Linked DNA regions of Homo sapiens: region 2 is linked to region 1. Evidence: chromatin contacts called from ENCODE Hi-C or POLR2A ChIA-PET data. All regions are on one chromosome and are shown on one strand. The core of a region is the stretch at or near the end of the contact, and the rest is flanking DNA. Distances in the headings are between cores, read along the strand shown.

Evidence for each region. Hi-C counts contacts between places; a loop is a spot of excess contacts on that map. ChIA-PET counts read pairs that join two places held with the same protein, here RNA polymerase II (POLR2A). Pooled maps may share reads with other maps.
Region 2: a pooled map shows a loop between it and region 1 (20-fold over the local background). The contact joins the promoter of TRABD here to the promoter of DENND6B in region 1. A Hi-C loop is called at or near these places in 1 of 168 maps with a recorded cell type or tissue (OCI-LY7), 7 of 37 single-sample maps with no recorded cell type and 12 of 50 pooled maps. POLR2A ChIA-PET finds 5 or more read pairs at or near these places in 7 of 52 experiments (B cell, HEK293, IMR-90 and 4 more).

What each region holds. Positions count from the first base shown.
Region 1 is chr22:50,324,078-50,329,740 of GRCh38, reverse strand. It overlaps DENND6B (DENN domain containing 6B), which reads left to right and starts at 2,729. Exons shown (of 20, transcript NM_001001794.4): 1 at 2,729-2,929. The coding sequence starts at 2,753. RefSeq lists a silencer at 2,341-2,980.
Region 2 is chr22:50,181,979-50,187,372 of GRCh38, reverse strand. TRABD (TraB domain containing) reads right to left here and starts at 1,460. Exons shown (of 10, transcript NM_001320485.2): 1 at 1,397-1,460. RefSeq lists silencers at 712-1,021, 1,288-1,657, 1,928-2,027, 2,218-2,287 and an enhancer at 3,173-3,748.

The DNA of each region.
Region 1 (5,663 bases), core at 1,480-3,979:
ATTTTCTGTACTTTTAGTAGAGATGAGGTTTCACCGTGTTAGCCAGGATGGTCTCGATCTGCTGATCTGCTCGCCTTTTCGGCCTCCCAAAGTGTTAGGATTACAGGCGTGAGCCACCGCGCCCGGCCTTCAGCCAGTCTTTAATCTGGTCTGGAATAAAGTTCTGCCTCCTACCTCAAAATCAGAGTACATCTTACAATGATGGCATGCAATAACCACAGGGGAAAAAAATGCTCAAGACCATTAGTAATCAGGGAAATGCAAATCAAAACCACAAGAATACCCAGGCACGGTGGCACATGCCTGTAGTTACAGCTACTTGGGAGGCCAATGAAGGAGGATCCCTTGAGCCCAGGAGTTCCAGGCTGCAGTGAGCTATGATGACATCACTGAACTTCAGCCTGGGTGATAGGATGAGATCTCTTCTCTATAAAATAAACAAAATTTTAAAAATCACAAGATACCACTACCCACTCATTGGCTGGCTACAATGAAGACGCTTGGCAACACCAAATGTTGGGAAGGATGTGGAGCAAAGGAAACATAAACTGTTGGTAGGAATGTTTCCATTTTCTTTTTTTATCTTTTTTTGAGACAAAGTCTCGCTCTGTCACACAGGCTGGAGTGCAGTGGCTTGATCTCGGCTCACTGCAACCTCCACCTCCCAGGTTCAAGCGATCTCATGCCTTAGCCTCCTGAGTAGCTAGGATCACAGGTGACCGCCACCATGCCTGGCTAATTTTTGTATTTTTTAGTAGAGACAGGTTTTCACCATGTCGGCCAGGTTGGTCTCAAACTCCTGACCTCAGGTGATCCACTAGCCTCAGCCTCCCAAAGTGCTGGGATTACAGGCATGAGCCACCTCGCCTGGCCTGGTAGGAATGTTTTTAAATGTATGGCTGCTTTGGGGAAAGCTAAACATATACCCAGGTTATGCCTCAGCAATTTGGTTTCTATGCACGCCCAAGAGAAATGAAAATGAGCCCAGGCAGCACGAGACCCCATCTCCACAAAAACGAACAAAAAATAAAAATAAAAAAATAATGGGGTATGGCGGCGTGTGCCTGTAGCCTCAGCTACCTAGGAGACTGAGTGGCAGGATAGCTTGAGCCAGGAGATCGAGGCTGCAGTGAGCTGCAATGGGCCACTGCACTCCATCCTGGGAGAGAGTGAGACCTTTCCTCTAAAAATAAAAATAAAAGCTATACAGTCGGGCCTGGCATAGTGGCTCACGCCTGTAATCTCAACACTTTGGGAGGCCGAGGCGGGCAGATCACCTGAGCTCAGGAGTTCGAGACCAGCCTGGCCAAAATGGTGAAACCGTTTCTACCAAAAATACAGAAATTAGCCTGGCGTGGTGGTGCACGCCTGTAATTCCAGCTACTCGGGAGGCTGAGGCAGGAGAATCGCTCGAACCCAGTAGGCAGAGGTTGCAGTGAGCCAAGACCATGCCATTGCACTCCTGCCTGGGCAACAAGAGCAACATTCTGTCTCAAAAAAAACAACAGAAACAAACAAACAAAAAACAATACGGCCATGTGCTACTCAACGGTGAAGCTATGTCCTGAGAAATGTGTCATTAGGCGATTTTGTTATGTGACAAACCTAGATGGGACAGCCTACCCCACACCTAGGCCAGATGATCCGAACAACACGTGGTAATCTTTTATTTTTTTATTTTTGAGATGGAGTCTCACTCTGTCGCCCAGGCTGGAGTGCAATGGCGACATCTCAGCTCACTGCAAGCTTCGCCTCCGGGGTTCAAACGATTCTCCTGCCTCAGCCTCCCCAATAGCTGGGGTTACGGCGCTCGCCAGCCACCACGCCCGGCTAATTTTTGTATTTTCAGTAGAGACAGGGTTTCACCAGGTTGGTCTCGATTTCCTGGATTCGTGATCCGCCACCCCACCTCGGCCTCCCAAAGCGGTGAGATTACAGGCGTGAGCCACCGCGTCTGGCCAACACGTGGTAATCTGAAGGGACCACCACAGTATATGCGGCCCGCCTTCCACGGAAACGTCATGAGGCCCACGACTCAAAGGCGTGCCTCATTAAGTTACCGACAGCCCCAAACTCGCCCTTCCACGCCGGGCCTCAAGGTGCTCTGTGGACCACAGCGGGGCCCGGGGCCCTCGCGAGGGAGGGAAGAGTTCGCTCCAGGTCCCCGCGATTCCCCCGGAAAGTGAAACTGCAGAGGTGTTGCGTGGACACCCGCGGTCAGACACGACCCCAGGCCGCGCGGGCCCCAGAGGAAGCGAGCGCGAGTCCGCGGTGGTGGCTGGGCGCTCAGTGAGGACGCCATTCCGCCACGAAAACGCCCGCGACGCCGCTGGCCCCTGCGCGGTGGGGCGAGGTAGGCTGGCCGGACCTGCGAAGCCCGACGAGCCCGGCGCCGGCTGGCTGCAGCTTGCTCTGCCTCCCTGGCCTGGCCCCGAGGCTCCCGCGAGCCGGGATCCGCGAACACCGGGGCCGAACCGACTCTCTCGGGCCTCAGACGGCGTGGACCCTGGAAGGCCCCAGTTCGGCCGCTTCCCCGGAAGTCCCCCAGTGGGCTCCGGCCGCTCTGGCCCGCGCGCGTCCGGCTCGCTGGTGCCCTGGGCGGCGCCCGGCCGCTGGCGCTTCTCGGGCGCTAGGGGGCGCGCGGCCGCGCGGGAGCCGCACTGGGCCGCGGCGGCCGCTCGACTGTTCTGAGGAGCGGCCCGGACGCGCGCCGCCCCCGCCCGCGTTTCCCCGGCAACCCGCGGCCGCCGCCATGGACGCGCTGTTGGGCACAGGGCCTCGCCGGGCTCGCGGCTGCCTGGGCGCGGCTGGACCCACGTCTTCAGGTCGCGCGGCGCGGACCCCGGCGGCGCCCTGGGCGCGCTTCTCCGCCTGGCTGGAGTGTGTGTGCGTGGTCACCTTCGACCTGGAGCTGGGCCAGGCGCTGGAGGTGAGCGGGCGCGAGCGCGGGCGCGGGCGGGTGGGCAGGGCTGCGCCTCTCGGGGCCAGTCCCGCCTCGCTTGGGGCCCTCGGCCGCCCCGCACTCTCCCTGGCCTTCGGCCGCCGCCTCCTGGAGGGGCCTCTTCTCCGGGCTCCAGAAGCGCTCCCCAGGCCGAGGAGGGAAGGCGAGCTGCTCGGAGTCGGATCTTGTCTTCACATTGGGATGGAGCATTTTGCATAACCTAAGTGGTACTCTTTCGATTTTTCCCAGTAAATGTCTCACATCTCCCCCCTCCATTCCCCACCGGAGCAGTGACACCTTCATCCCCTCAGTGGCTCCCGCCAGAGTCCCGGGCTTACCCTCCGCTCCGCATCCCATCTCTGGGCATAGGCGAGGCTGACGGCTCCTTCTGCAACAAAGGTCTCGGATCCGTTCCTTTGCTGCCATCACTGATGTCATCCCCACCCCAGCTGCACCCCAGAGTTCAACCTTTGTGGCTCTCCTGCTTAAAACCCTGCAGCGCCTCCTTGTTCACCTAGCATCAGATCCAGACCCCATGGGCCCCGTCCCTCCACCTGCGTCTTGTGGTGTTCTTGCTCGTGGGGGTCTGTTCATCGGCTGTGCCCATGGGCTTTCGATGTGGTCTTTCTGCTGCCTGCAGGCCTCCACTCACCTACCCACACAGGCAGCCTCCTTTCCTCCAGGGAGGCCCCGCAGGATGATCTTCTCTGTGTCCTGTGTAACACACACCAGGGAGCTGACCAGCACAGGGGAGGCCCACCTGCAGATGGAGGGAGGCTTCCCCGCGCTGGCGCAAGGAACCTCGTGAGGGGTAGTGAGCTCTCTATTACCGCAGGTGTCCAAGATCAGGCCAAATCATCATCATCAGGAAAGCCAGGCAGCGCGTCTCTGTGGTTGGGAGATGCTTTCTAAGGCCCTGCTGAACTCCAAGAGGCCATGAGAAGCATATAGTCTTCTAAACAGAAAAGCATTAACTCTAGCACTCTCTGGAGCCCCTCCCACCACACACGGTCCCCAGCAGGTGCACAGCCTCAAACAGCATCACTGGGTGGGGGCTGAGTACCAAGAAGTGTGGTGACCTGCCCAGGGTTGAAAACCTTTCTTAGTTCAATACTGTTGCCCAGATTGTTCCCCACAAAATCACAAAAGAAGTTAAGAGGTTCCTGGCCGGACGCGGTGACTCATGCCTGTAATCCCAGCACTTTGAGAGGCCGAGGCAGGCAGATCACAAGGTCAGCAGTTTGAGACCATCCTGGCCAACATGGTGAAACCACATCTCCACTAAAAATACAGAAATTAGCCGGGCGAGGTGGCACACTCCTGTAGTCCTAGCTACTCGGGAGACTGAGGAGGAGAATGGCTTGAACCCGGGAGGGGGAGGTTGCAGTGAGCAGAGATTGCACCATTGCGCTCCAGCTTGGGCGACAAAGTGAGACTCCATCTCAAAAAAAAAAAAAAAAAAAAAGGAGGTTCCTCTGTTCCTTAAGACATTCTCGTGTTATTTTCTAAAACCCATTCGGAAAGTTATTTCTGAGCTGTTGAAGGCTGTGTGTGCTTGGACTCCTGAGCTTTTGCTGGGGATGCTCAGCTCGGACTAGGGGCATGGTCAGCTGGCAGAGTGTTGGGGACCCAGGTCCATGAGCGAAACCCTCCATAGCAATGATCTGGGCACCTGCAGATCACTGAGTCTGTGCAGAAACCTGGCAGTGGATCCACCGGGGCCTGAGCACATGACTCTTGCCTTTCCTCCCTCACCTGGAAGTCACAGGGAAGATCGAGGTCGTTTTAGTCACTTACAGACTTAGGGAGCACCCACTGTGCAACTCAGTCACAGCTCAGCCCAGCTAAGCACTGCAAAGCCCCAGGACTGTGCTTGGTTCTGCGATATGGAAGGAAGACTCTAGTTGGGATGCATGCAGCTCAGAGGAAGGAATGGGCTTAGGTAAATAAGTCTTGGATGCTGAGAAGAGACAGGGGAGGGGGTCCTGTTTCAGGTAACCCCTCTCCCAAAATGCCAACATAAGCAAAAGGCAAGGAGCTGGTGATTCAGTTACTCATTCAGTAAATCACTTTGAAGGCTGGGCATGGTGGCTCACGCCTGTAATCCTAGCACTTTGGGAGGCCGAGGCGGACAGATCACCTGAGTTCAGGAGTTTGAGACCAGCCTGACCAACACAGAGAAACCCTGTCTCTACTAAAAATACAAAATTAGCCGGGCGTGGTGGCGCACGCCTGTAATCCCAGCTACTCAGGAAGCTGAGGCAGGCAAATCGCTTGAACCCAGGAGGCGGAGGTTGTGGTGAGCCGAGATCGCGCCATGGCACTCCAGCCTGGGCAACAAGAGTGAAACTCTGTCTCAAAAAACAAAACCGTAGATCACATTGAGCAGCTATCACCAGCCCAGCCCCACAATACTGGTGCCCAGCATGTAAGTGAGTAGACAAGGCTCTTGCCCTTTAGGAGTTCACACTATGTGCCAGTGATATGGAGAGTAAGTGGTTCAGAGTCCATAGTGCTCACAGGACTCCCCCTTAGCCCTCACAGGATACCCCCGCAACTGTACGCATGGGAGCATCATGGAAATGAGTGCAGTGCAGCCTGCTTGAGAGATGAGGGGTCCAGCTTGAGAGGGGCCAGCAGGGCTGTGGGGTGACAAGGGATCTGGCTTGTGAGGGGCTGGGCAGGACTGTGGGGTGACTGGAGTGTACAGGTCAGCTTAGGA
Region 2 (5,394 bases), core at 211-2,710, 140 kb after region 1:
TTTGGCCACAGGAAACCCCTCCCGGCTTTGGCGGGACCGCTTCACGCAGGTGTGGCAGAGCTGGGAGACGGGAAACACACCTGAGCCAGAGCCCGAGGCCTCCTTGCCAGCACACCTGGCAGCCCCCAACCTCCCAGGACCTGGTCACAGTCAATGCAGAGCCCCCACACTGACCACCATGCAGGGGGCCCCACAGGCTCCTGCCACCCACCCACCCTGCCAGGCCCCCTCCTCGGACCCCACAGCATCAGGGCCTCCGGCGAGGCTGGCCAGCATCCCCACCAGTCACACTGCAAGGGCGGCGGCAGCAAGCGGGGAGCAGAGACACACAGCGCAGTGAGCCTGGCGGCCTGCACGGCCTCTTCAGGGACCTGAAAGCTAGGAGGCTTCCATCTGGAGGCTACCGAGGCTGCGGGAGTCCCCGCAGGGAGCTTAGCACCTCCACAAGTTCCTGGTTGTTTCTGGGACGCTAGTGCCCAGACAGCTCCCACTCCATCTTTCTTGTAAGAGTTTTGACAAAGACACACGGCAGCTTCATGATAGCTCAGTTAAAAAGACCTTTTAAGTTTGGGCTGCGCACAGCGGGGGACGATCTGGCGTCCACTTCGCCCATATGGGAACCCCGCTCTGCTCCAATTGAAGGGCAAAGGCACCTACAGAAGAGCGAAGCCCCAGGTTTCAGCGGGGCCGGAGGGGACAACGGGGGTCCGGGGCCTCCCGCTCGGCCTCCCCCAGCACCCCCAGAGACCCGCAGGCCTGGGCCGCCTTCCTCCACTCTCACCTCGGCCGGCTCCACCGCAGGCGGCAGGCGGGGGTGGCTGGGGCCCTCCCGACCCGCGAGGACCCTGGGACTCGAGGTCCGACCCGCGCCTTCCCGCGAGGCCGCCGCTGACCCTCCCCGCCCCAGCCCTGGGGGGCTCCGCTCCTCGGCAGCGCCGCTCCCGGCAGCGGTGGCAGGGGACGCGCGGGGCCTGCTCCCGCCCCAAACCTGACCCGGGCCTGACCCCCACGACCTGCTCCCCCGGCTCCAAAACCTGACCCGGGCCTGGCCCCCCCAACGACCTGCCACCCCGGCCCCCAAACCTGACCCGGGCCCGGCCCCCAACGACCCTGGTCTACCAGCCCCAAACCCTGAATCTGACCCTGGCCTGACCCCCACGACCTGCTCCCCCGGCCCCAAAACCTGAACCTGATCCGGGCCTGACCCCCACGACCTGCTACCCCGGCCCCAAAACCTGACCCGGGCCTGACCCCCCCCGCCCCCGGCCCCCACCCCCCGACTCGGGCTCGCTCCCCCCGCCCCCCACAGTCACCCCGCGGCCCTGACCCGGGCCCGCCCCCCGCTCGGTGCTGGGCCCCGTCCTCACGCACGCGCCGTCCGCGCCGCGCGGCGTACCGAGGCGAGGCAGCGGCGCTCCTCAGCCGGCCTCCATGCGGCGCGGGCCCTCAACGGACGGGGCGGGCTGGGGCCGCGGGGCGGGGCGGGGCGGACGGGCCGAGGGCGCCGGCGGCCGCGTGGCATGCCGGGAAGTGTAGTCCCACGCGCCTCCTGCTTGGCCCCGGCCCGCAACTTCGGACTACACTTCCCAGGGGGTAGCGCGCGGGGCCCCCGCCCCCCCCCCCCCCCCCGGCGCTCCCGGGTCCTAAGGAACATCGGCGCGCACTCAGGAGGGAGGGTTCGAGTCCCGCCGCGGTCACGGCCTTGCGAGGCGCGCCCACGTTCTCTGGTCGCAGCTCCCAAGCTGTGAAATGGGGACAATGCTCGCACGGCGTCCACAGGATGGTTTTCAGTCGAATGATATTGAAATGTAACTGTTCTGTGAGCCGTCAGTCCCGCACGAAAGGGACAGCCGATAGTGGGACGCGAGGAGCCGAGAACACGGGATCAGGGAACGCGCTGCCATGGCCTCGGCCTGGCCCCCTTCCCTCTGGGGATCGGCCTAGTCCGTCCTCCGGGGGTCGGCCCAGAGCGGTCCCCGACCCGGGACTCATGCCTCAGCGGGACCTCGGCCTTGCCGCAGGTTGGGGCACCCCGGGAAGGTCGGGCCCCAGGGGCCCCGCGGCCAGCCTAGCGGACGGAGAACCGGGACCAGGTGGGAGTCTTAGGGCGGGCCGACCCCCGGCCTCACGGACCCGGACGCTCAGTCACTTCCGATCGTCCGGAGGCCTCCAGGGGGACCCGGCTGGCCGCAGCCACGCCGACGCTAGACTCTCGCTGTGCGTGTTCGGCCCCGAGGGCAGGGGGAGACGGCCAGGCCCCACCCGCCGCGCCCGTCCTGCCCGGGCGCCCGGCCCCCTCGCTGTACCCAGCCTCTACCGGGGCGGCCGGGACCCGGCGGCCAAGTTGCTGCGCGCTGCGGGCACCGGCGCGGACGGGGGCCCGGGCGCTTCGCCGCCGCATGCAGACGACTCGCTGCCCGCAAGCTGCTGCGCCGTCCGCCTGCCCCGCTCTCCTGCAATGGTCCGGCCGCGCATCCCGGGCCCACGACTTCCTTCCTCCTCCACGACCCCGGGTTCTTGGCTGACCTGGCGCTGGCGCTGGGCTTAGTGCAGGCGTGGGCCTGGCAATGGTTTGCCTGCGGGCTGCATGCGCGGACCCCACAGCCAGCTCCCCGAAGCTCTGCGCCCACCTCTACGGCCCTGCCCCAGCCAAAGGATCAGGTTCTTGGAGCGGGGCCTGCCCTGGGGCCAGGACTCCAGTCACCGGGGGAGGGCTGCTGTGTCTTCCTGCCAGGCACTGATGAGTTAGTTGGGGAAAGGGGCCAGGTGGGGCCAGCTGGGGAACCATTTAGAAGAGGGAGGAGGGCGCACCTCTCTACTCGAGTGCCCTAGGACTAGCTCCTCTCTGGAGCCACGGGGAGGACCTCAGTGAGGGCTGCCCCACGCAGGAACCTTCAGCGAGCCTGGAAGGCTGACCCAGCAGGCCTGGGGTTGGGGGAGTCCAACGCAGCGCCCAGGCTTGGTCTGGGTCTGCCTGAGGCCGTCCACCAGGACTCCGTGCTGGGGAGCCTGCTTCCTTCCAGGCTCCAGGAAGGGAGGCCCCGGCCCCAGCCCCAGGTTCTGAGGAGCTGCCCCGGCTCGGGTGGCCTGCAGGGGTCCCCTCAGGTCCCTGGTCCTGAGTCTGCAGGTGGTCCTCCCGGGGTGGGGCGGATGGGTGAAAATGCCTGTCCACACGGCAGCAGGCTGGGCTGGCTGCCCACTGAGCATTCTTACACAAGAGGCCCCGCCCCCTCCTACAGCTTCCTGGTCCCCAAATGGCCAGGCCTGGCCTTAGAGAGGCCTCTGTCCTCCTTGGTGAAGGACACTCACTTTGGGCCCTAGGGCCTCTGGTTCACATCCTCTCCATTGATTCTCATTGTTCGCTGCCTTTGTGGTCATTCTGCCTTTCCGACCATCTCGGCCACATCCTCACAGGAGGGCAGCGGGTGGCAGTCGCCCCGGCTCCACCTCACCCATTTCTCAGTGCTGGGCTGGTGTGGAGGGAAGATCCCTGGCCTGGGGGCTGGAGGCCTGGGTTCTCAGTCTTGGCCATCTGGGATGGGTGCAAGGTCCTCCTGGAGCCCCTCCTTCTCCATGAGAGGGACGGTTCTATCCACCTGCCAGGCCTGCTTATGCTCAGGGAGGGGGAGGGGCAGGAGGGGGCACTATTTCAAACCAACGCTGGCCCCCGGGCTGCAGAACGACCCTCTGACTCACCTGGGCAAGGTGGCCAGTTGGGGAGGGGAGAGTGTCCGAGATCCCAGCCCCCGGTGGGCAGCAGACAGTGGAGAAGCAGAACTGCCCTCCGATCCGGCTGGGGTCCCCTGCAGGGCTGCACTAGGCTGTGAGGGGCGAGAAGCAGAAAAGGGGGAGATTGAGTCCTCAGGGAGCGTGCTGGGGAAACTGAGGCAGGACCTCAGCCGCAGGCCCTGGGCCACCACCCACATCTCAGGCTGGGCTTGTCTTCTAAAGTTCTGCTCCCAAGCCTGCTTTTCTCTGGGCAGGCTCTGTCCCTTCTGCCGTGGGGGGCAGGCGGGGTTGCCTTGGGAAGAGGGTCAGGTGGAGGTGGAGGACGTGCACCTGGGGTGCCAGAGCTTTTGAGGCCCTGACGCCGGGGGGCTGGCCATGTGGATGCCCTGTTCCTGGAGCAGCCAGAGGAGGGTTTCTGGAGGTGCCCTGGGGGGAGTGAGGAGGAGTCCTAGGGAGGGTGGGGGCTCTCAGGAACAGAAACAAACTGTGTGAAGCCATTTGTGCTGGGAGGGACCGTCTTGGTCCCCGGCTGGCTTTGTCCTCAAGGGGTGGACCTTGAGGAAGGGCCAAGTCCCATTCGGAGCAGAGTGACAGATCCCACAGAAGCAGGCGTTGGGGCAAGGGGAGGGAGGGAGCCCTATGGGGGAAGGCGGTTGGGGCCGGTTCAGCCCTGACCCAGTGCCAAGGGTGAGCGCCACCCTTTCAGGCCTCTGCCCGCCTGCCTCTAGGAACGTGGCACAGCTGGCAAGGACACAGCCAGAGGAACAGGTCTGGGGATAAGGTGGTGATGTTACCTGGGAGAGGTGGGAGCCAGCGTCTCACTGTAGGACGGACACCAGCTCCCCAGCACGGGCCGCGCAGAGGGAGGGCCAGCTCCAGCACAGGGCAGGGTGCTCACTTGAGGCATGAACCTCTTTCCAGACAGGAGTTGGTTTCATACCTCCTGCCAGGCTGAGGCGCACAGGCGGGGGATGGGCAGTGTGGCTGCTGCCCATGGCCCTGGTCACATTGAAGTCTCCAGGTGGCTCCACCTGAGGCCTCCTGTGTCCCCCGGCTCAGCTCAAGCCCCACCTCGGCCTAGACGTTTTCTGGGCAGCGACAGCTCCTCTCACAAGCTGGGAGGCAGGGCCTGCGGGACTCAGCACCACGCAGACCGGCTGCCCCCAAGGACTACTGGACGTCTCCCTACCTGAGCCGAGCCATGCGGGATGCCGGGTGGCTGCTGGGGCAGGGAGGACAGGTGCAGGTGGGCGGGGTGCATGTGTGAGGGTGAGGAGGGTCCCCAGCCCCAGCTGGCGAGCAGCAAGGACGCCCATGGCAAACGCTACCTCTGGAGGCCGCCATCCCTCGGGTCTCCTCAGCTGCCATGTCCTGCCCACCCTCACCACTGAGCTGGTCTGTGGGTGCAGCACCAAGGTGATGCTGTCAAGGCCCAGGGCTCAGCCCTCCCTGCACAACCAGGCTGGCCTGGGCCGGGATCTGTGACACCGGGTCCCTCTCCTGGACGTGGGAATGCTGGGCACATGGGCATGCAGGCTGGGGAGGTGTCCTGACTTAGGTGAGCGTGAAGAACTGCTACTTTCTTTTTTTTTTTTTTGAGACGGAGTCTCGCTGTCGCCCATGCTGCTGGAGTAGAGTGGTGTGATCTCGGCTCACTGCAACCTC